Regions from separate parts of the Homo sapiens genome. Here region 1 is linked to region 2. A link is an interaction called in ENCODE POLR2A ChIA-PET data of the cell type or tissue named here. Cell type or tissue: PC-9. All regions are shown on one strand. Links, peaks and the distances in the headings refer to the core of each region. The heading gives the core; the rest is flanking DNA.

The links. Peaks named below come from ENCODE experiments on the same cell type or tissue, not always from the same donor. Only the 100,000 strongest peaks of a DNase experiment are listed, where the experiment ranks them.
Region 1: POLR2A ChIA-PET joins it to region 2 with 35 read pairs; 7 of 35 experiments call an interaction of 5 or more read pairs at or near these places.

The regions. Positions count from the first base shown.
Region 1 is chr6:30,689,137-30,696,619 of GRCh38, forward strand. NRM (nurim) reads right to left here and starts at 1,848. Exons shown (of 4, transcript NM_001384369.1): 1 at 1,706-1,848; 2 at 911-1,107; 3 at 140-316. The coding sequence starts at 1,838. In PC-9, for the core only: no CTCF peak of the experiment used is centred there; a DNase peak (open chromatin) is centred at 6,395.
Region 2 is chr6:30,508,940-30,526,092 of GRCh38, forward strand. LINC02569 (long intergenic non-protein coding RNA 2569) reads left to right here and starts at 7,327. Exons shown (of 2, transcript NR_149088.1): 1 at 7,327-7,672; 2 at 9,774-10,641. RefSeq lists enhancers at 5,131-5,908, 9,011-9,510. In PC-9, for the core only: no CTCF peak of the experiment used is centred there; DNase peaks (open chromatin) are centred at 7,292 and 7,722; H3K4me3 peaks cover 1,308 bases; H3K27ac peaks cover 1,852 bases.

The sequences.
Region 1 (7,483 bases), core at 4,841-7,340, 180 kb after region 2:
CGAGGGAAAGTCAAAGGGAAGGGCCACGAGGGAGAAGCAGGGAGACAGTAGAAGAGCATGGGAGGAGGGAAACCCTTGAAAGGGAACGAGGAGTTCTAAAATGGGTCAGAGGTCATAGGTAGGGATCTCGGAGCCTCACCTGTTTGAGGCCCATGAGCTCAGCATAGTCAAAGACGAGAAGGATGCTAAAGATGAGGAGCCAGGAGATGACATGGAGCACAAAGCAGAGGAGCGGCACCCAGGTGGCCCATGGCTCAGCCCGAGCCTCCCACAACACAGGGCCTTTGGGTATGGGCTCCCAGTACCGCATCACCAGCTGTGGAAGGATAAGGGGCTGGGTATCCCAGTGGCCTAGTCTGCCCGACCTTGGGAGACCCAGACCCAGATCTGCCCCCACCACAGGCTAGCCTGCAACTCTCCCCCACCTCTCTCCTAAGCATCACCACCAAATATTCACCATGTGGAGGGTGCGTGCTGGGTGAGGTCCCAAAGATGTAAGGATGGCCTGTCTCTACCCTGAGAACTTATAGAATAGATGGGGTGACCTGATAGCTACGCAAAGTAGTAGCCTGTGCCAACCACCCAGTGAAAAGACAGACAAGGCCTTCTCTTCAGACCTAGGGAAGTGGTTTTGAAGAAAGGGTAGGACTGAAGAGAAGGGATCTCAAGCAGGACATAAACAAAGTTGCAGAGGTGAGAAGCATATCTTGTGCTTAGGGAAGGACAAGTACACCCTTCTTGATAAAAAGTAGGATATGTGCTGTGGAGGAATGGAAGCTGAGATTAGTTCCTCAATTCTCCTCCTGAACCCATATTTTGCCCCTCCAATCCACGGCACCCCTCCCACACTTGGTCTCCCTTGGGGACTCAACTGCCAGGATTTCATACCTGCAAGGCCAGGGCCTCATACCTGCAAGGCCAGGGCAGTGCAGGCCACATACAGTGACCTCTGAAGGACCCCAAAGTACCGGGATGTCCATGCCTTCACTCTTTCAGCTGCCATGAGGCTGTGCTGCCCAACAAATAGAAGCAGGAGCCCCAGATCCCATGCCAGGGGGGCAAGGATGCTGCGGTCCTGCAGGGCAGCCAGCCATCCCTGGCGGGCATCTACAGGAAGTTGAGGGAAAAAGAGACAAAAGATCGAAACAGTGGCAGAATGTTTCCCCCACCCTCATCTCCTCTTGGATCCCCAGGCCATGTCCCTTACTGCTTTCAAGAGCCTTAATGCTTCCTCTCTAGGCTGTGCCCATCTCACTTTTCCATCCCTAGTTTCTGCCCTCTTCCCTAGGCCTCCTGCAAACCTGGGGAAGAGGATTTATAGAACACCACATGTTAGGCAGTTGCAAAAAGCATGGCTGGAGAGGCCACGCTGGATTGCCCCTCTTACTTCGGTTCTCCAAATGCTCCTTCTTTTTAACACTCTCCTCTCAACAGTCCTCTCTACAAAACACTTTACTTAGAATACTCCGGTCACCGCCCTTTTCGGCTCCCTCAGTCCTCACTCTCCCGCCTCTCCAAAACTCTAATCCTTGAGTTCCTAATTTAGAACTCAGGTCTCCCTCCCCTGTAGCTTCTCGGCCGCTTTCAAGGTTCGAGTTCCCTCTCTTGGACTTCCCCTGTCATTTGTTTCCAAGCCCCGCCCTCAATCCCTCTCCTACGGCTCCACCTTCCTCCTCCCAGTTCATCCTCGATCCCTCCCGCTCACCCGGACCACCAGACTCCGGGATCCCTCCAAGAAGTGGCCGAAGGGAGGTAAAGCGCACGAACTCCACTCCGGTGCCAAAGGCCAGGATGAAAGAGGCGAGGGCAGCAGGGATCAGGAGCAGTGCAGGGGCCATGGCGAGAAATGGAGGGGTGGGGAAAGGGGCGGGGTCGGGATTCCCGCTGCCACAGGCCCCGCCCGCGGCCCCGCCCCCGGCTGAATCCAGCCCAGGAGGGCGGGGCTCCTGCACGCCACCGCCAGGCTTCCGGCCCGCCTGGCGCAGCCTTCCCCATCCAGCTGTGGATCCGTCCTGGGATGCGTGTCCCGGCCTGCTGTCTCTCCGTCACAGAAGGGAATGTTAGAATCCCGAGAGAGAGCTGTTAAGGGTAGCGGCTCTGCAGCCGCTCACGTGGGTTGAATCTCAGCTCGTCTAGTTTTCCCATCTAAAATGAAAAGTTACTGTTTTACCACAAAATAAATTAATGTATGGAATACATTGTACAGAATACAATATACAGAATAAATTCTGTAACTTACTATAAAGTTGAGTTGTTGACTGGCCAGTTGCTAAGAATGGCAAATAACTTCTCTGTAAATACTGAAAGGTTTGTTGTAATAGTGCCAGAGATTGTTGATTAGTAACCACGAGAATAAACATGTTAAAATATTTGTGATAGTAACCTTTGTCAGAATTAAAGATCATGCAGCTAAGGACCTTGTCACAGTAGACGTACACATAGTAGGGACCTTAGATATCATTAGACTAATTCCATCAACTTATAGATAGAAGAAACAGGTCCAGAGAGATAATTGCCTGAGTTAGGAAGCTGCTAATCCTGTAGGCTAAGGGACCAGATAATTGCTGAGCAGCCTCTCGCAGGCTTTACATTCCTTCTCCGTCTCCTGGGCTCAGTACTCCCACCCTCCTCTGAATCAATGCTGTTGTATGCTGTACCAGACATCTTATGTTTTCCCTTGAATTCAGTCTCCACCCTGCTTTCTGCTTCAGTAAGTTGTCCCAAATGGACGGTATCAATGAAAGTCACAGTTTTTATTGAGAAAGTCCTCTCGCCGGGCGCGGTGGCTCACGCCTGTAATCCCAGCAGTTTGGGAGGCCGAGGCGGGTGGATCACGAGGTCAGGAGATCGAGACCACGGTGAAACCCCGTCTCTACTAAAAATACAAAAAAAATTAGCCGGGCGCGGTGGCGGGCGCTTGTAGTCACAGCTGCTCAGGAGGCTGAGGCAGAAGAATGGCGTGAACCCGGGAGGCAGAGCTTGCAGTGAGCCGAGATCGCGCCACTGCACTCCAGCCTGGGCGACAGAGCAAGACTCCATCTCAAAAAAAAAAAAAAAAAAAAAGAAAAGAAAAAAAAAAAAAGAAAGTCCTCTCTACACGACTGCTCTGTCCTCATCTTTTTGAGCTTGGAGGTGATCACAACAGAGCTGTGGGTACTAAGGCACTGCACTATTCTTTCTGATTTCCCTACACCCTGCCTACTTCTTTGTAATTATCACTTTATTAAACTCTCCCCCAAATTATCCTAATTTCACTGTGCTATTCATTTCCTGCTAGGACCATGAATAGAGACACTTACCACACAAAGCAATGTGCTACAAGCTATGGGGTTCATTGGAAGTGTAAGAGGCCAGACTCGGTGGCTCACGCCTGTAATCCCAGCAATTCGGGAGGCTGAGGTGGGTGGATCACTTTAGACCAGAAGCTGGAGACCAGAATGGCCAACGTGGTGAAACCCCATTTCTACTAAAAAATTTTAAAAATTAGCTGGGTGTGGTGGTATGCGCCTGTAATCCCAGCTACTTGGGAGGCTGAGGCAGGAGAATCCACTGGGTGATGGAGCAAGATTCTGTCTCAAACAAAAAAATAAATAAATAAAATACAAGGAAGTGTAAGAAAAGATCCCTAATCTCTAGATGTTTAACCTGAGGCATTTAAATAGTACCACTCATGAAGAGGGAGTGTAGCTGAGTGCTACATGGTGCTCTACAGACAGCAGGTATGGTAAGAAATCAAGGTCTCTGGCTGGGCGCAGTGGCTCACAGCTGTAATCCCAGCACTTGGGAGGCCGAGGCAGTTGGATCATCTGAGGTCAGGAGTTTGAGACCAGCCTGGCCAACATGGTGAAACCTCGTCTCCACTTAAAAGACAAAAATTAGCCAGGTGTGGTGGCAGGAGCCTGTAATCCCAGCTTCTCGGGAGGCTGAGGCAGGAGAATCGCTTGAACCCGGGAGGTGGAGGTTGCGATAAGCTGAGATCTCGCCACTGGACTCCAGCCTGGGTGACAGAGTGAGACTCCGTCTCAAAAAAAAAAAAAAAGGAGCTGGGCGCGGTGGCTCATGCCTGTTATCCCAGCACTATGGGAGGCCTAGGTGGGTGGATCACGAGGTCAGGGGTTAGAGACCAGCCTGACCAACATGGCGAAACCCCGTCTCTACTAAAAATACAAAAATTAGCCGGGTGTGGTGGCACACACCTGTAGTCCCAACTACTTGGGAGGCTGAGGCAGGAGAATTGCTTGAACCTGGGAGGCGGAGGTTGCAGTAAGCCGAGATCGCGCCACTGCACTCCAGCCTGGGCAACAGAACAAGACTCCATCTCAACAACAACAACAAAAAAAAAAGGAGCCGGGTGCAGTGGCTCACGCCTGTAATCCCAGCACTTTGCGAGGCCAAGGTGGGTGGATCACCTGAGGTCGGGAGTTCGAGACCAGCCTGACCAACATGGAGAAACCCTGTCTCTACCAAAAATACAAAATTAGCTGGGCGTGGTGGTGCATGCCTGTAATCCCAGCTACTCAGAAAGCTGAGGCAGGAGAATCACTTGAACCCGAGAGGCGGAGGCTGCAGTGAGCCGAGATCACGCCATTGAACCCAGCCTGGGCAACAAGAGTGAAACTCTGTCTCAAAAAAAAAAAAAAAAAAATGGAAAGAAAGAAATCAGGGCCTCCGGGACATGGACAATTTTAGAGTATGAAAGCTTTGAGTTGTGCAAGGGGACTAATATTTATCTGGGTCATACTGTCTGCCACCCCCACAATGGCTGTGCTTAATGTATATTATGAGATTAGATATGTTTAATAGCCAGCAAAATGCTTGGCAAATCTCATGCTATTTCTACTACACCAAAGTTTTCCAAACTTAAGTATTACTTACATGCAGAAAAGTGTACATAAGTAATCAACTATTTTTTAAAAATTGAAATTCATGCAACATAAAATTAACCTTTTTTTTTTTTTGAGTTGCGGTCCAGGCTGGAGTGCAGTGGTATGATCACAGCTCACTGCAACCTCGAACTTCTGGGCAAATGGTCCTCTTGCCTCAGCCTCCTGAGTAGTTGGGACTACAGGCATGCGCCACCACATTCAGCTAACTTTTTATTTTTTGTAGTGATGGGGTCTCACTATGATACCCAGGTTGGTCTCAAACTCCTTGGCTCAAGTGATCCTGCTGCCTTAGCCTCCCAGGGTGCCACCATGCCTTGCCTAACCACTTTATTGTATTTATTTATTTATTTATTTTTGAGACAGAGTTTCGCTCTTATTGCCCAGGCTGGAGTGCAATGGCGCGATCTTGGCTCACTGCAACCTCCGCCTCTTGGGTTCATGTGATTCTCCTGCCTCAGCCTCCCAAGTAGCTGGGATTACAGGCGCCCACCACCACATCTGGCCAATTTTTGTATTTTTAATAGAGATAGGGTTTCACCATGTTGGCCAGGCTAGTCTCAATCAAACTCCTGACCTCAGGTGATCCACCCACCTTGGCCTCCCACAGTGCTGGGATTACAGGCGTGAGCCACCACACCCGGCCTAGCCTAACCACTTTAAAGAGAATAATATAATGGTATTTAGTACATTAGTATATTAGTAATAGGTACAACCACCACCTCTATCTAATTTCAAAACATTTTTTTTTTGAGATGGAGCTTTGCTCTTATTGCCCATGCTGGAGTGCAATGGCTGATCTCCGCTCACTGCAACCTCTGCCACCCAGGTTCAAGCAATTCTCCTGCTCAGCCTCCCAAGTAGCTGGGATTACAGGCATGTGCCACCACGCCTGGCTAATTTTGTATTTTTAGTAGTGACAGGGTTTCACCATGTTGGTCCAGCTAGTCTCGAACTCCTGACCTCAAGTGATCCACCTGCCCCAGCCTCCCAAAGTGCTGGGATTACAGGCATGAGCCACCACGCTGGGCCTTCAAAACATTTTCATCACCCCCAAATAAAACTCCATACCCATGAAGTTACTCCCCATTTTCTCATCTCCCCCACCCCACAGCCACTGGCAACCACAAATCTGCTCTTGTTCTCTATGGGTTTACCTATTCTGGATATTCCTTACATGTGTAATCACATAATATGTGTTCTGTTTCTGGCTTTCCTTCACTTAGCAAAATATTTTGATATTCATCCTCAAAATATTGTAGCATATATCAGTATTTCATCCTTTTCTATGGTTGAATAATATTTGATTATATGGATATATCACAATTGTTTATCCACTCATTTGCTGATGAATATTTGTGTTGTTTCCACCTTTTTGGCTATTGTAAAAAGTGCTGATATGAACACTCACGTACAAGAATTTGTTTGAATAACTGTTTTCTTTTCCTTTTTTTTTTTTTTTTTTGGAGACAGAGTCGTGCTCTGTTACCCAGGCTGGAATGTAGTTGCACAATCATGGCTCATTGCAGCCTTGACCTCCTCCCACCTCAGCATTCCAAGTAGCTGGGATTACAGGCATGTGCCACCACACCTGGCTAAATTTTTTTTTTTTTTTTGAGAGAGAGTCTTTCTCTGTCACCCAGGCTGGAGTGCAGTGGCATGATCTCAGCTCACTGCAACCTCTGCTTCCCGGGTTCACGTGATTCTGCAGCCTCAGCCTCCCCAGTAGCTGGGATTACAGCCACATGCCACCATGCCCAGCTAATTTTTTTATTATTATTATTATTATTTTTTGAGACAGAGTCTCCCTCTATAGCCAGGCTCGAGTGCAGTGGCATGATCTTGGCTCACTGCAAACTCTGACTCTCTGGTTCAAGTGATTCTTCTGCCTCAGCCTCACGAGTAGCTGGGACTACAGGCGCACGCCACCACGCCCAGCTAATTTTTGTATTTTTAGTAGAGAGGGGGTTTCACCATGTTGGACAGGATGGTCTTGATCTCCTGACCTCATGATCCACCCGCCTCAGCCTCCCAAAGTGTTGGGATTACAGGCGTGAGCCACCAGGCCCAGTTAATTTTTTTTTTTTTTTAGACGGAGTTTTGCTCTTGTTGCAACGGCATGATCTTGGCTCACCACAATCTCCACCTCCCAGGTTCAAGTGATTCTCCTGCCTCAGCCTCCGGAGTAGCTGGGATTACCGGCATGCACCACCACGCCCAGCTAATTTTGTATTTTTTAGTAGAGACGGGTTTCTCCATGTTGGTCAGGCTGGTATCGAACTCCTGACCTCAGGTGATCCAACCACCTTCGGCCTCCCAAAATGCTGGGATTACAGGCATGAGCCACCACACCCGGCTAATTTTTGTATTTTTTAGTAGAGATGGGGTTTTGCCATGTTGGCCAGGCTCGTCTTGAACTCCTGACCTCAGGTGATCTACCCACCTTGCCTCCCAAAGTGCTAGGATTATAGGCGTGAGCCACCGCACCTAGCCCATTTTTGTATTTTTTGTAGTGACAGGGTTTTGCCATGTTGCCCAGACTGGTTGCCCGTGAAGTCCTGGGCTCATGCAATCCTCCCACTTTGGCCTCCCAAACTGCT
Region 2 (17,153 bases), core at 6,305-8,804:
GCTACCCAGGAACTGGAGACCTAGGGGCCCATGGCTAGTCACACGTCCCTCTGCCAGGAGTGAGAAAAACACCCCTGGTTCCACTGGATTCTAACTTTTGGAAACCCCACTCACTGGAAGAAGAGGGAGCCCCAGGTTCTAATGAGTTTGTTTTTCAGGCAACCCAGAATGACCTCCCAGCATCATTTCCAGACAGTGTGGCTCCTGACATCACAAATATAGTAGAATAACACCAAACTGAGTAAATAGGACAGTAGGCTGCAGACCCCCTCATGTGCCAATGATCTTTATAAAGACTTAAAACCTCACTATGCATAGAGTTGATAAAGGCACCAAATGAACCAGAGAAAGGAGACTCAAGTCAAGAAAATGTATCTCAACTAGGAAATGTTTTTGTGACCACAAAGGGGAGGAACCAGGAAGTTGTGGTAAACTGTAGCGGAAGTTAAAGCTAAAAAAAAAAATGAGAGAGAACCAGTGAATTTAAAAATACTTAACAGACATAATGACAAAAAGTAGTAAGTACATCTCTTTGGATCGTGAGAAAGAAGATCAGGAATGAAAGATCTAGCTGGGCCTTCCCCCACCCTCCCCAGCCTTGGTTCCCTGATTAGTGCTCCAGGCCTCTCCAGGGCCTGACACTCAATCTTCTCTTGGGAACTAATTATGGCAATGTACCACGAGGTACTGTTCCTCAGACTAAACGTGGTTTTTTGTTTGTTTGTTTGTTTTTTAGACAGGCTCTCACTCTGTCACCCAGGCTGGAGTGCAGTGGCACAATCTCAGCTCACTGCAACCTCTGCCTCCCCAGTTAAAGCAATTCTCCCACCCACTTCAGCCTCCCCAGTAGCTGGGACTACAGGTGCACGCCACCATGCCCTGCTTTATTTTTATTATTATTATTATTATTATTATTTGTATTTTTGGTAGAGACGAGGTTTCACCATGTTGGCCAGGCTGGTCTCAAACTCCTGGGCTCAAGTGGTCTGCCCGCCTCAGATTCCCAAAGTGCTGGGATTACAGGCATGAGCCACTGTGCCCAGCGTAAACGTGGTTTCTTATGTTTTTAAATTCCCCTTGAAAATATTCTCTTGTGACCAAAAAAGACCCTTGGGTGTACAGAGAATAGGTTTTGTCATAACTGTAACTAATGTGAGCTTCCACTAAAAACCCAAGATACAAATATATTCACAACTTTATTTTTCCAGTGATCCATTCTAATACCTCTTGGGGCTTCCTGTGAAATGTCTAAGCACCCCACAGCCAAAGGGTACACTCGTAGTCCCCTTCAGTGCTAAGAACAGAAAAGAAGCTGTTGCTTTTCTCTGCTATAGGTGTTGCTGTTGAAAATTCATCCCACACAATTGATGGAGATAATTTTCACTGCTTTAGTCACCTAAACAGGCCTTGCTGATCCACATTCCTGTTCAGATTACTAGGATTCTCTAAGGGAGGGATGATTGTTGAAGCTGAGTGATGGAAACACTTTGCTATTCTTTCTAATTTTTTATAAATTTTAAGTTTTCAATAATAAAAAGTTAAAAACCAAAAATTAAAAGAATCTGACAGGCCAGATATGGTGGTTCACGCCTGTAATACTAGCACTTTGGGAGGCTGAGGCAGGAGGATCGCTTGAGGCCAGGATTTCGAGGCTAGCCTGGGCAACATAGTGAGACACTATCTCTACACAAAAAAAATTTAAATTGAAAACAAAACGGCATTCCGGCTCCTTGGAGAAACGGTCGATTCTAGGACTGGGGCATCCTATGATGTCAGAAAGTATTTACATGCTCGATTAAAAGGTGAGAACCATATCAAAGGGACACAGGAGCCAACTGGAAATAATTCCAATAGTTAAAATGGAAACAATTTGAGCAACAAAATAAGTAATAATGGAATTGGATTATAACCCATAGAATAAAATAAGTATCCATTAGCCCATATTGATAAAAGAAATTCTTAAATAAATAAATGGGAAGATGTGGCAGTACTTTTTCACAGAAGAATTCATTAGCAAAGCCTAACGGTGTGGCTAGCCTGCGTCATGACAATGGTTGGGAGAAGCAGCAAAATAGCAGACTAGCCAGAAATTTAAAAGGGAAATCAAAGGAACAAAACAGACAAAGAATGCCTTAGTAAAATACCATTTAACTTTGGTAGTTTAAAAAGCTATGTGCAGCACACAGGGTTATAACTGCTTAGAAGAGAGACTTGAGAAGGCTATAGGAAGCTACTCCTCCCTGCAACTAAATATGAGGTCTCAGAAATAAAGAGAAAGCCATGGCTCACTTGTAAACTCTCTGAACTTTGAAAGTACCCTCCAAATCACACACAGCTCCAACAGCAGGGTTAGAAGCCTTACTGGCTTAAGGCATTTAAGCACAAACTCTAACAGATCACTGGCTGACCATTAAGCTATGCTGATCCAGGGGCAACCCCTAAGAATTCAGGCTTAAAAATAAAAATAAGAATTAAAAAAGGACGGGAGGCTGAGGCAGGAGAATCGCTTGAACCCAGGAGGCAGAGGTTGCAGTGAGCCGAGATCACGCCGTTGCACTCTAGCCTGGGCAACAAGAGTGAAGCTCTGTCTCAAAAACAAAAAGGAACCTGAGCAGAAATATCTGAGCAGAAATATCTGAAGCCTCATACTGCATACTGCAAGGGAAAAGGACTCCACTGAATTAGTACAGGCAAGTCACTATAAAAATATCTGAACCCTCATACTGCAAGGGAAAGGGACTCCACAGAATTAGTACAGGCAAGTCACTATAAAAACAAACAAAACAACAACCACCTTCACCCCCAAGAGAAAGAAATTGGAATCCAGAGCTAGCATATATTGTCTAAAATTTTCAGTTTTCCAAAAAAGTTACAAAAGGGCAAAGAAATAGGAAAATGCAATCCATTTGCAGGGAGAAACAGTCAATAGAAATTGTCGGCCAGGCACGGTGGCTCATGCCTGTAATCCCTGCACTTTGGGAGGCTGAGGTGTGTGGATCATTTGAGGTCAGGAGTTCGAGACCAGCCTGGCCAACATGGTGAAATCTGTCTCAATAAAAATACAAAAATTAGCTGGGCATGGTGATGCACACCTGTAATCCCAGCTACTCGGGAGGCTGAGGCAGGAGAATTGCTTGAACCACGGAGTCAGAGGTTGCAATGAGCTAATATCATGCCACTATACTCCAGCCCTGGAAATGGAGTGAGACTCTGTCTCAAAAAAAAAAAAAAAAATTGATTCACACCTAAACATTAATATATTATACTGAAACTATTACCAGCCAAAAATAGAAATGACATCTTAAAAGCAATGAGAAAAAACTCATCTCATACAAATACACTCATACACACAGACACAATAATCTTAATAGCTAACCTCATCAGTAACAATGGAGGTTAGAAGGCTGTAACATGGGCTGGGTGCCGTGGCTCATGTCTATAATCCCAGCACTTTGGGAGGCTGAGGCAGGCAGATCACGAGGTCAAGAGTTCAAGACCAGCCTGGCCAACATGGTGAAACCCCATCTCTACTAAGAATATAAAAATTAGCTGGGTGTGGTGGTACATGCCTGTAATCCCAGCTACTCGGGAGGCTGAGGCAGGAGAATTGCTTGAACCCGGGAGGCGGAGGCGCAGTGAGCCAAGATTGTGCCACTGCACTCCAGCCTGGGCAACAGAGCAAGACTCTGTCTCAAAAAAAAAAAAAAATTAAAGAAGACAGTAACATATGCAAATTTGGGGGTTAGTGGGGAGAAGCTAGCAATCAAGAATTTTACATCAAGAAAAATTATCCTTCAAAACTGAAGACCGGTACAGGGACAGTGGTTTGCACCCATAATCCCAGCACTTTGGGAGGCCAAGGTGGGAGGATCGCTTGAACCCAGGAGTTCAAGACCAGCCTGGGCAACAAAGTAAGACCCTGTCTCTGCAAAAAAAAAAAAAAAAAAAAAATTTAGCCATGTGTGGTAGTGCACACCTGTAGTCCTAGCTACTCAGGAGGCTGAGGCAGGAGGCTCTCTTAGGCCCGAGAGATTGAGGTTGCAATGAGACATGATCATGCCACTACACTCCGGCCTGGGCAACAGAGCGAGACCCTGTCTCCAAAACCAAAATTTATTCTAAAGAAAACAAAAAGAGAAGCCAACATGAACATATTCTTACATAAACAAAGACTAGGGAGATTTATCTCTTGCAGATATGTCTTACAAGAAACACTAATGTAATACTAAAGTAAGTTCTTCAGACTGAGAAGAAATGACACCAGATAATAATCCCAATCCAATGAAAAACAATTATTGTATGTCAATTAAAGATAAAACTTGTAGCTAGGCACAGTGGCGCACACCTGTAATCCCAGCTACTTGGGAGGCTGAGGCACAAGAATCACTTGAACCCAGCAGGTGGAGTCTGCAGTGAGCCAAGATCACACCACTGTAGTCCAGCCTGGGCAACAGAGCAAGACTCCATCTCAAAAATATTACATTAAAAAAAGTAAAATTTGTAAAAGAAACAAACAGCATCAGAAAAAATAATATGTTGGTAATTATTTTTTAAAAACTAAAAACTAAAAACTACAAATCTCTTCTTTTTCTTTTTCTTTTTTGAGAGACAAGGTCTCACTCTCTCACCCAGGATGGAGTGCAGTGGTTTGACCATCGCTCACTGCAGCCTCAAATCCTGGACTCAAGTGATCCCCTCACCTCAGCCTCCTCCTGAGTAGCTGGGACTACAGATGCACACCGCCATGCCTGGCTCCTTTTCATTTCTTAACTGTTTTAAAAGAAATTACATAAAACAACAATTATAAAATTACAGTGTTGGGTTTGTAACATCTAAAGATAATGTGTGTGTATATATGCACTCACACACATATGACAATAATGGTACAAAGGATAGGGAAAAGATGGAGTTACATTGAAACAAAGGAACCACATCAGATTGTAAGTCCAATCCACAAGAACAAATCATCAGAAACACTAAATAAGTTTCATACGAAAAACTTTAAGTGTATTTTACTAATTTCTTCTCTTAATTTTTTAAAAGACGTAGAATTTGGCTGGGCACAGTGGCTGACGCCTGTATTCCCAGCACTTTGGGAGGCCGAGGTGGGTGGATCACCTGAGTTCAGGAGTTCCAGACCAGCCTGGGAAACAGGGCAAAACCCCGTCTCTACTAAAAATACAAAAATTAGCTGGGCATGGTTGTGCTCACCTGAAATCCCAGTTACTCAGGAGGCTGAGTTGGGAGGATCTCTTGAGCCTAGAAAGCAGACGTTGCAGTGAGCCGAGATCATGCCACTTCACTCCAGCCTGGAGTACATCCCTACACCCCCTCAGGTTCAGTCTGAACTGAACAGGGGATACCTGTGAAAGGAAAATAAATCTTGGGGCCCGAAAATCACTAAGCTAAAGGGAAAAGTCAAGTTGGGAACTGCTGAGAGCAAACCTACGTCTCATTCTATTCGGTCACTCCTCTGCTTACTGAGATAAATGCTATCTGATTGCCTCCTTTGGAGAGGCTAATCAGAAACTCAAAAGAGGCCGGGCACAGTGGCTCACACCTGTAATCCTAGCACTTTGGGAGGCCGAGGCGGATGGATCACCCGAGGCCAGGAGTTCGAGACCAGCCTGGCCAACATGGTGAAACCCCGTCTCTACTAAAAATACAAAAATTAGCTCAGCGTGGTGGCACATGCCTGTAATCCCAGCTATTCGGGAGGCTGAGGAATGAGAATCGCTTGAACCTGGGAGGTGGAGGTTGCAACAAGCCAAGATCGCACCACTGCACTCCAGCCTGTGCAACAGGAGCGAGCCTCCATCTCAAAAAAAAAGAAACTCAAAAGAAAGTAACCATTTGTCTCTTATCTACCTATGACCTGGAAGCCCCCTCGCCACTTGGAGTTGTCCCACCATTGCTTCAAGTTGTCCCGCCTTTCCAGACCGAACCAATGTTAATCTTACATATGTTGATTGATGTCTCATGTCTCCCTAAAATGTATAAAACCAAGCTGTGCCCTGACCAACTTGGGCACATGTCATCAGGACTTCCTAAGGCTGTGTCACCGACACACATCCTCAACCCTGACAACATAAACTTTCTAAATTAACTGAGACCTGTCTCAGATATTCAGGGTTCACACTCCCCTGGACCCCCTGACTTTCTTCAGGGCACTGGCCACTTTCTTGTCTGTCTTTGGACACTCTCCTCTAGAAGTCTTTGAAATTCTTGAGGCAGGAAGGACCAATTCCCAGCCCTGAATCTTGCATAAAGTGGGTCCTTTTTAAATGGAAATACGGCTACTCCTCAAAGGAAGGCTAGGAATTTTGCTCTGTGTGACCCTAGTCGTAGTTCTTCACAGAGGGCTCCATTTCACTTGCCTTTCCTTCTGCTTTTTTCTTCACTCGTTTCCCCACAGAGCAAGACAAAAGAAGCCGGCAAGGATGGCTCTGGTCAGGGTCTGCCTTCAGCCACCCAAATGGGATTGCAAAGAGGAGGACAGGGATGGAAAGGGGAAAGTTTGATTTGGTTTGGTTTGCTTAGTCTTTCTATTGGTACCACTTCCTTATCCCAACCTCATCATCTTCCCCGATCCCTACCAACCCACTGCAGGCATATGAGCCCTAAAATCTGGGAAAGGCTTTTTTCCCTAGGGGCCCTGGCCTCACAGACTTGCCCAGGGGGGTAAATTCTCAGTGGCTCAGTGGCACGTGCCTCACGTCCTCACCGGCAGCCTAGATAGATAGATAGATAGATAGATAGATAGATAGATAGATAGATGATAGATAGATATATAGTTTTTTTTTTTTTTTTTTTTTTGAGACGGAGTTTCGCTCTTGCCGCTGCCCAGGCTATAGTGCAATGGCGCCATCTCGGCTCACCGCAACTTCCGCCTCCCAGGTTCAAGCGATTCTCCTGCCTCAGCCTCCCGAGTAGCTTGTATTACAGGCATGCGCCACCACACCCGGCTAATTTTGTATTTTTAGTAGAGAGGGGGTTTCTCCATGTTGTTCAGGCTGGTCTCGAACTCCCAACCTCAGGTGATCCGCCTGTCTTGGCCTCTCAAGTGCTGGGATTACAGGGGTGAGCCACCGCGCCCAGCCGGGAGCCCCTATTTTAAGGACGCTATTGCTGTGGAGGAGTAACCCCACTTTTAGGAATCCTTTTCCGTGCGAAAGGCTGTTTGAGATCAGGCGCAACAACTTCTCCCGCTCAGGTTACCCTCAGAAAGGCTATGGACCCCGGACTCCGCCCCAGATTGCATAACAACTGAGGGGTGGGTCCCTATTTCCTCTCTGGGATCTGTAGCCAATCATTCACGAGGTAAACAGAACGACCGAGTTTCTCTCAGCCGAGAACTGTGGCTGCCCCTCCGGTGAAAACAGAGGAAGTGGGAGCGGCAGGAAGCGCTTTGGGACCAGGGCGACCCCTGAAGCGTAGAGGAACCAGGTCACAAGCATACGTGAATGCTCACATTCCATAGTTATCAAATGTATTCAGGTTTAAATTTTACTTTTCTAGAAAAAATGTAAATAATCCGTTGAGAATATTTAATGAAAAATGTTGGTCGTATCTTTATCTGGTCTGCGGCTCTGTCCCTGTTTCCTGGATAGGAGACTACGTCTGTATCTTGTATCACAGGAGGCACCTTCTTCCTGTTTCCTGGCACAGACTTGTAAGTGAATTTCCTGCCCGCCTCCGCCCACAGCGTAAGCCGCGCTGGAACAGCTCACTTATTGCCCCAGATGTATGTGGAGTAACCGCCTTCAGTTTCCTGGTTCTGAGTTTCCGTGTTACTCAAGCAATGCTTCTGCTGAATTTGTCTTTTTTTTTTTTTTGAGACAGAGTCTTGCTTTGTCGCCCAGACTGGAGTGAAATGGCGTGGTCTCGGCTCACTGCAGCCTCCACCTCCTGGGTTCAAGCGAGTCTCCTGCCTCAGCCTCCTGAGTGTGCAACTTATCTTTTTATTTTATTTATTTATAATTTTTTGGCTAATTTTGGCTATTTTGTGTCTGTGTGTGTATTTTTAGTAGACATGGGGTTTCACCATGTTGGGCAGGCTGGTCTCGAACTCCTGACCTCAGGTGATCCGCCCACCTCGGCCTCCCAAAGTGCTGGAATTACAGGCGTGAGCCACCGCACCTGGCCTATTTATTTATTTATTTATTTGTGACTGAGTCTCGCTCTGTCACCCAAGCTGGAATGCAATGGCGTGATCTCGGCTCACTGCTACCTCCACGCCCCAAGTTTAAACAATTCTCCTGCCTCAGCCTCCCGAGTAGCTGGGACTACAGGTGTGCACCACCACATCCAGCTAATTTTTTGTATTTTTAGTAGAGATGGGGTTTCACCATGTTGGTCAGGCTGGTCTCGAACTCCTGACCTCAAGCGATCCACCCACCTTGGCCTCCCAAAGTGTTGGGATACAGGCGTGAGCCACTGCACCTGGTTGAATTTCTCCTTTTAATTGGAGGTTTCATTTTATTTTTCTTTATTTATTTTTTTGAGACGAAGTTGCACTCTTGTTGCCCAGGCTAGAGTGCAGTGGCGCGATCTGGGTTCACTGCAACCTCTGCCTCCCAGATGCAAGTGATTCTCCTGCCTCAGCCTCCTGAGTAGCTGGGAATACAAGCACCCACCACCATGCCCAGTTAATTTTTGTACTTTTAGTAGAGACAAGGTTTTGCCATGTTGGCCAGGGTGGTCTCAAACTCCTGAGCTCGTGATCTGCCCACCTCAGCCTCCCAAAGTGCTGGGATTACAGGCGTGAGCCACCGTGCCTGGTCTCGTTCTTTATTTTTTATTTTATTTTTTGACACCAGATCTGCTCTGTTACTCAGGCTAGAGTGCAGTGGCATTGAGAGGTGACAACCTGCTAGCAGCCCTTGCTTGCTCTTGGCGCCTCCTCGGCCTCGGTGTCTGCTCTGGCCGGGCTCGAGGAGCCCTTCAGCCCACTGCTGTGCTGTGGGGGCCCCTCTCTGGGGCTGGCTGAGGCCGGAGCCGTCTCCCTCTGCTTGGGGGGAGGTGTGGAGGGAGAGACGCCAGTGGGAACAGGGGCTGCGCGTGGTGCTCCCGGGCCAGTGGTGTTCCGGGTGGGTGCGGGCTAGGCAGGCCCTGCACTGGGGGCAAGGTTGGCGTCGCCTGCTGGGCTTGATGGGGGGGTGGGGGAGGAGCGCCCTCTGGGCTGCCGGAGTGCCCCACTAGGCGCGGCAAAGTCCCGGGAGTGCCATTGAGAGGTGAAGCCAGCTGGGCTTCTGGGTCTGGTGGGGACTTGGAGAACTTTTGTGTCTAGCTAAAGGATTGTAAATGCACCAATCAGCACTCTGTGTCTAGCTAAAGGATTGTAAACACACCAATCAGCACTCTGTGTCTAGGTAAAGGATTGTAAACGCACCAATCAGCACTCTGTGTCTAGCTAAAAGTTTGTAAATGCACCAATCACCACTCTGTGTCTAGCTAATCTGGTGGGGATTTAGAGAACTTTTGTGTCTAGCTAAAGGATTGTAAACTCACCAATCAGCACTCTGTGTCTAGCTAAAGGATTGTAAACACACCAATAAGCACTCTGTCAAAACGGACCAATCAGCTTTCTGTAAAATGAACCAATCAGCTCTCCGTAAAATGGACCAATCAGCTCTCTGTAAAATAGAACAATCAGCAGGATGTGGGTGGGGCCGGATGGGGGAATAAAAGCAGGCCACCCAAGCCAGCGGCGGCAACGTGCTCGGGTCCTCTTCCACACCGTAAAAGCTGCTTTGTTCTTTTGCTTTTTGCAGTAAATCTTAGTGCTCCTCACTCTTTGCGTCTACGCTGCTTTTATGAACTGTTAACACTCACTGTGAAGGTCTGCAGCTTCACTCCTTAAGCCAGCGAGACCACAAACCCACTGGGAGGGATAAACAACTCCAGACGGGAGGAACAAACAACTTCGGGTGCACCACCTTTATGAACTGTAGCACTCACTGTGAAGGTCTGCAGCTTCACTCCTGAGGCCAGCAAGACCACGAACCCACCAGAAGGAACGAACAACTCCAGATATGCCACCTTTAAGGGCTATAACACTCACCGCGGAAGTCTGCAGCTTCACTCCTGAAGTCAGTGAGACCATGAACCCACCAGAAGGAAGAAACTCTGGACACATCTGAACATCTGAAGGAACAAACTCTGGACACACCATCTTTAAGAACTGTAACACTCACCGCGAGGGTACACGGCTTCATTCTTGAAGTCAGCGAGACTAAGAACCCAACAATTCCGGACACAGCATGATCTTGGTTCACTACAACCTGGATCTCCCAGAGTCAAGCAATCCTCTCGTCTCAGTCTCCCAAGTAGCTGGAACTACAGGTGTGTGCCACCATGCCCCACTAATTTTTGTATTTATTGTAGAGACGGTTTCAGCATGTTGCCCAGGCTGGTCTCCAACTCCTGGACTCAAGTGATCCTCTCCACCTAGGCCTCCCACAGTGCTGGGATTACAGGAATGAGCCACCACGCCCGGCCTAATTGGAAGTTTTAGAGTGCAGTGGGGATCACGTGCGTAGAGGTTACTGCTGCCTTAATTAAAGGAGACAACATGTTTCATAAAACTTGGAAATTGTAGAGGGTGTGGGGAACCACTCAAATTCAGAATATCAAAACAGAACTTTATTTTTTGTGTATTTGTTGCCAATCTTTTTCCCTACATATGTAATGTTTGTTTGTTTGACATGACTACCATTTCTGTTTTCATAATATGTTTAATACTTTTCCTCCACTTAACAAACATGGCTACGATTTGCCAAGTTGCTGATCATCCTTTTTTTTTTTTTTTCGAGACAGAGTTTCACCCTTGTTGCCCAGGCTGGAGTGCAGTGGCAGATCTCAGCTCACTACAACCTCTGCCTGCTGGGTTCAAGTGATTCTCCAGCCTCAGCCTCCCAAGTAGCTGGGATTACAGGTACCCGCCACCACTCCTGGCTAACTTTTGTATTTTTAGTAGAGACAGAGTTTTGTCAGGTTGGCCAGGCTGGTCTCAAACTCCTGACCTCCAGAGATCCACCCGCTTCAGCCTCCCAAAGTGCTGGGATAACAGGCGTGAGCCACTGAACCTGGCCCAGATCATCCTTTTAAGTGTTCTTTTTCATTTGTAGGTTTAACATTGGCTTTGGGGTGAGAAAGAAACCAAGACTCACCCAGAGTCATAAGCCCAACAAGAGAATGGGTCTGTCTGGGCTAGCCCTGGGCTACTGGATGAGCAGGGTTGGCCTTTTCATTCTCTGAGTCTTCGTTTCTCTGGCCTTTACATTTCTCTGGAGGGACTTTTCATTTTCTCTGGAAACCAACTCCAAGTGCACTTTTCCAGAAGGCATTTTTGTAATGCCTGGTTGGCTGCATGCGACCTCTGGTTTTCCTCCTTCACCCTTTCCTGCTCAGTCACTGCATTTTCTGTTCTCAAAAGAACCCTCTCATATAGCACGTGCAGAGAGCAGTAGCGAGTCAGGCTGTCCCGCGGTGTGTGTCCGGACTCCTGTGTGCTCTGGCAGTGGGGCCAGTGGGCTGGGAAGAGTTGCAGGAGAAACCCAGTGGGAGAGAAAGACTCCAACCTGGGAACCTCGGGGCATCTGGTAGCGCCAGAATGACTTTCCAAAATTTTGGTTGGGGCAGTCACAGGCCCCTGCTCGCCACGGTGGCCTCTGGCAAAGAAACACATGTGGGGCAGACAAGAGGGATGCTCGCCAATCTCCTCTGAATTTTGCAACCCTGTGTGTTAAAAACAGGTATTTCTGGTCTTTAAAGACACTTGGAAAAGACAGACTTGTTGAATACTTAGAAAGGCCAAGCCACAGCCAGAAGCTTGGTGTCTGGGATCCATCATCTCTAAGGTTTTAAAAGCATCTTGCTGGAATAGGAACAGCTCCGGTCTGCAGCTCTCAGCAAGACCAACACAGAAGATGGGTGATTTCTGCATTTCCAGCTGAGGTACCTGGTTCATCTCATTGGGACTAGTTGGACAGTGGGTGCAGCCCATGGAGGGCGAGCCAAAGCAGGGCAGGGCATCGCCTCACCTGGGAAGTGCAAGGGGTCAGGGGATTTCCCTTTCCTAGCCAAGGGAAGCCGTGACAGACTGTACCTGGAGGAACAGTACACTCCTGCCCAAATACTGGGCTTTTCCCATGGTCTTCACAACTGACAGACCAGGAGATTCCCTCCCGTGCCTGGCTCGGTGGGGCTCATGCCCATGGATCCTTGCTTACTGCCAGTGCAGCAGTCTTAAGATTGGCCTGGCATGCTGCAGCTTGTTGGGGGGGTGGGAGGGCGTCCGCCATTCCTGAGGCTTGAGTAGGCAGTTTTATGCTCACAGTGTAAACAGGCCGGGAAGCTTGAACTGGGTGGAGCCCACTGCAGCTCAGCAAGGCCTACTGCCTCTCTAGATTCCACCTCTGTGGGCAGGGCATGTCAGAACAAAAGGCAGCAGACAGCTTTGGCAGACCTAAACGCCCCTGTCTGACAGTTCTGAAGAGAGCAGTGGTTCTCCCAGCATGGCATTTGAGCTCCGAAAATGGACAGACTGCCTCCTCAAGTCGGTCCTTGACCCCCGTGTACCCTGACTGGGAGACACCTCCCAGTAGGGGCCAACAGACACCTCACACAGGCAGGTGCCCCTCTGGAACAAAGCTTCCAGAGGAAGGATCAGGCAGCAATATTTGCTGTTCTGCAGCCTCCGCTAGTGATATCCAGGCAAACAGGGTCTGGAGTGGACCTCCAGCAAATTCCAACAGACCTGCAGCTGAGGGTCCTGACTGTTAGAAGGAAAACTAACAAACAGAAAGGAATAGCATCAACACCAACAAAAAGGACATCCACACCAAAACCCCATCTGTAGGTCACCAACATCAAAGACCAAAGGTAGAAAAAACCACAAAGATGGGAAGAAACCAGAGCAGAAAAGCTGAAAATTCCAAAAACCAGATTGCCTCTTCTCCTCCAAAGGATCACAGCTCCTCACCAGCAAGGGAACAAAACTGGATGGAGAATGAGTTTGACAAGTTGACAGAAGTAGGCTTCAGAAGGTTGGTAACAAACTTCTGCGAGCTAAAGGAGGATGTTCAAACCCATCGCAAGGAAGCTGAAAACCTTGAAAAAAGGTTAGACAAATGGCTAACTAGAATAAACGGTATAGAGAAGACCTTAAATGACCTGATGGAGCTGAAACCCATGGCACGAGAACTACATGACTCATGCACAAGCTTCAGTAGCTGATTCAATCAAGTGGAAGAAAGGGTATCAGTGATTGAAGATCAACTCAATGAAATAGAGCAAGAAGACAAGATTAGAGAAAAAAGAATGAAAAGAAATGAACAAAGCCTCCAAGAAATATGGGACTATGTGAAAAGACCAAATCTACATTTGACTGGTGTACCTGAAAGTGACGGGGAGAATGGAACCAAGTTACAAAATACTCTTCAGGATGTTATCCAGGAGGACTTCCCTAACCTAGCAAGGCAGGAAAACATTCAAATTTAGGAAATACAAAGAACACCACAAAGATACTTCTTAAGAAGAGCAACTCCAAGACACACAATTGTCAGATTCACCAAGGATGAAATGAAGGAAAAAATGTTAAGGGCAGCCAGAGAGAAAGGTCGGGTCACCCACAAAGGGGAGCCCATCAGACTAACAGCGGATCTCTCAGCAGAAACCTTACAAGCCAGAAGAGAGTGGGGGCCAATATTCAACATTTTTAAGAAAAGAATTTTCAAACCAGAATTTCATATCCAGCCAAACTAAGCTTCATAAGTGAAGGAGAAATAAAATCCTTTACAGACAAGCAAATGTTGAGAGATTTTGTCACCACCAGGCCTGCTTTACAAGAGCTCCTGAAGGAAGCACTAACCATGGAAAGGAACAACTGGTATCAGCCACTGCCACTGCAAAAACATGCCAAAGTGTAAAGACCATTGACACTATGAAGAAACTGCATCAATTAATGGGCAAAATAACCAGCTAACATCATAGTGACAGGATCAAATTCACCCATAACAATATTAATCTTAAATGTAAATAGGCTAAATGCCCCAACTGAAAAACAGACTGACAAATTGGATAAAAAGTCAAGACCCATCGTTGTACTGTATTCAGGAGACCCATTTCATGTGCAAAGATACAAATAGGCTCAAAATAAAGGGATGGAGGAAGATCTACCGAGCAAATGGAAAGCAAAAAAAAAATCAGGGGTTGCAATCCTCGTTTCTGACTAAAAAAAAAAAAAAAGATTTCAAACCAACAAAGATCAAAAGAGAGAAAGAAGGGCATTACATAATGGTAAAGGGATCAATTCAATAAGAAGAACTAACTATCCTAAATACATATGCACCCCAAACAGGAGCACCCAGATTCATAAAGCAAGTCCTTGGAGACCTACAAAGAGATTTAGACTCCCACACAGTAATAATGGGAGACTTTAATACCCCACTGTCAATATTAGACAGATCAATGAGACAGAAGGTTAACAAGCATATCCAGGACTTGAACTCAGCTCTGGACCAAGGGGACCGAATAGACATCTACAGAACTCTCCACCCCAAATCAACAGAATATACATTCTTCTCAGCACCACATCACGCTTATTCTAAAATTGACCACATAATTGGAAGTAAAACACTCCTCAGCAAATATAAAAGAACAGAAATCACAACAAACTGTCTGTCAGACCACAGTGCAATCAAATTAGAACTCAGGATTAAGATTCACTCAAAACTGCACAACTACATGGAAATTGAACTACCTGCTCCTGAATGACTACTGGGTAAATAATGAAATGAAGGCAGAAATAAAGATGTTGTTTGAAACCAATGAGAACAAAGACACAACATACCAGAATCTCTGGGACACATTTAAAGCAGTGTGTAGAGGGAAATTTAGAGCACTAAATGCCCACAAGAGAAAGCAGGAAAGATCTAAAATCAACACCCTAACATCACAATTAAAAGAACTAGAGAAGCAAGAGCAAACACATTCAAAAGCTAGCAGAAGGCAAGAAATTACTAAGATCAGAGCAGAACTGATGGAGATAGAGACACAAAAAACCCTTCCAAAAAATCAGTGAATCTAGGAGCTGGTTTTTTGAAAAGATCAACAAAATTGATAGACTGCTAGCAAGACTAATAAAGAAGAAAAGAGAGAAGAATCAAATAGACACAATAAAAAATGATAAAGGGGACATCACCACCAATCCCTCAGAAATACAAACTACCATCAGGAATACTATAAACACCTCTACACGAATAAACTAGAAAATCTAGAAGAAATGAATAAATTCCTGGACACATACACCCTCCCAAGACTAAACCAGGAAGAAGTTGAATCCCTGAATAGACCAATAACAGGCTCTGAAATTGAGGCAATAATTAATAGCCTACCAACCAAAAAAAGTCCAGGACCAGACGGATTCACAGCCAAATTCTACTGGAGGTACAAAGAGGAGTTGGTACCATTCCTTCGGAAACTATTCCAATCAATAGAAAAAGAGAGAATCCTCCCTAACTCATTTCATGAGAACAGCATCATCCTGATACCAAAGCCTGGCAGAGACACAACAAAAAAAGAAAATTTAAGCCAATATCCCTGATGAACATCAATGCAAAAATCCTCAATAAAATACTGGCAAACGAAATCCAGCAGCACATCAAAAAGCTTATCCACCATGATCAAGCCGGCTTCATCCCTGGGATTCAAGGCTGGTTCAACATATGCAAATCAATAAATGTAATCCATCACATAAACAGAACCAACGACAAAAACCACATGATTATCTCAATAGATGTAGAAAAGGCCTTCGACAAAAATTCAACAACCCTTCATGCTAAAAACTCTCAATAAACTATGTATTGATGACATATTTCAAAATAATAAGAGCTATTTATGACAAACCCACAGTCAATATCATACTGAATGGGCAAAAACTGGAAGCATTCCCTTTGAAAATTGGCACAAGACAAGGATGCCCTCTCTCACCACTCCTAGTCAACATAGTGGTGGAAGTTCTGGCCAGGGCAATCAAGCAAGAGAAAGAAATAAAGGGTATTCAATTAGGAAAAGAGGAAGTCAAATTGTCTCTGTTTGCAGATGACATGACTGTATATTTAGAAAACACCATCATCTCAGCCCAAAATCTCCTTAAGCTGATAAGCAACTTCAGCAAAGTCTCAGGACACAAAATCATTGCACAAAAATCACAAGTATTCCTATATACCAATAACAGACAAACAGAGAGCCAAATCATGAATGGACTCCCATTCACAATTACTACAAAGAAAATAAAATACCTAGGAATCCAACTTACAAGGGATGTGAAGGACCTCTTCAAGGAGAACTACAAACCACTGCTCAACAAAATAAAAGAGGACAAACAAACGGAAGAACATTCTATGCTCATGGATAGGAAGAATCAATATCGTGAAAATGGCCATACTGCCCAAGGTAATTTATAGATTCAATGCCATCCCCATCAAGCTACCAATGACTTTCTTCACAGAATTGGAAAAAACTACTTTAAAGTTCATATGGAACAAAAAAAGAGCCCACATTGCCAAGACAATCCTAAGCAAAAAGAACAAAGCTGGAGGCAGCACGCTACCTGACTTCAAACTATAGTACAAGACTACAGTAACCAAAACAGCATGGTAGTGGTACCAAAACAGATATATAGACAAATGGAACAGAACAGAGGCCGCAGAAATAACACCACACATCTACAACCATCTGATCTTTGACAAACCTGACAAAAACAAGCATGGGGAAAGGATTTCCTGTTTAATAAATGGTGCTGGGAAAACTGGCTAGCCATATGTAGAAAGCTGAAACAGGATCCCTTCCTTACACTTTATACAAAAATTAACTCAAGATGTATTAAAGACTTAAACATAAGACCTAAAACCATAAAAACCCTAGAAGAAAACCTAGGCAATACTATTCAGGACATAGGCATGGATAAATGCTTCATGACTAAAACACCAAAAGCAATGGCAACAAAAGCCAAAATAGACAAATGGGATCTAATTAAACTAAAGAGCTTCTGCACAGCAAAAGAAACTATCATCACAGTGAACAGGCAACCTACAGAATGGGGAAAAATTTTGCAATCTACCCATCTGGCAAAGGGCTAATATCCAGAA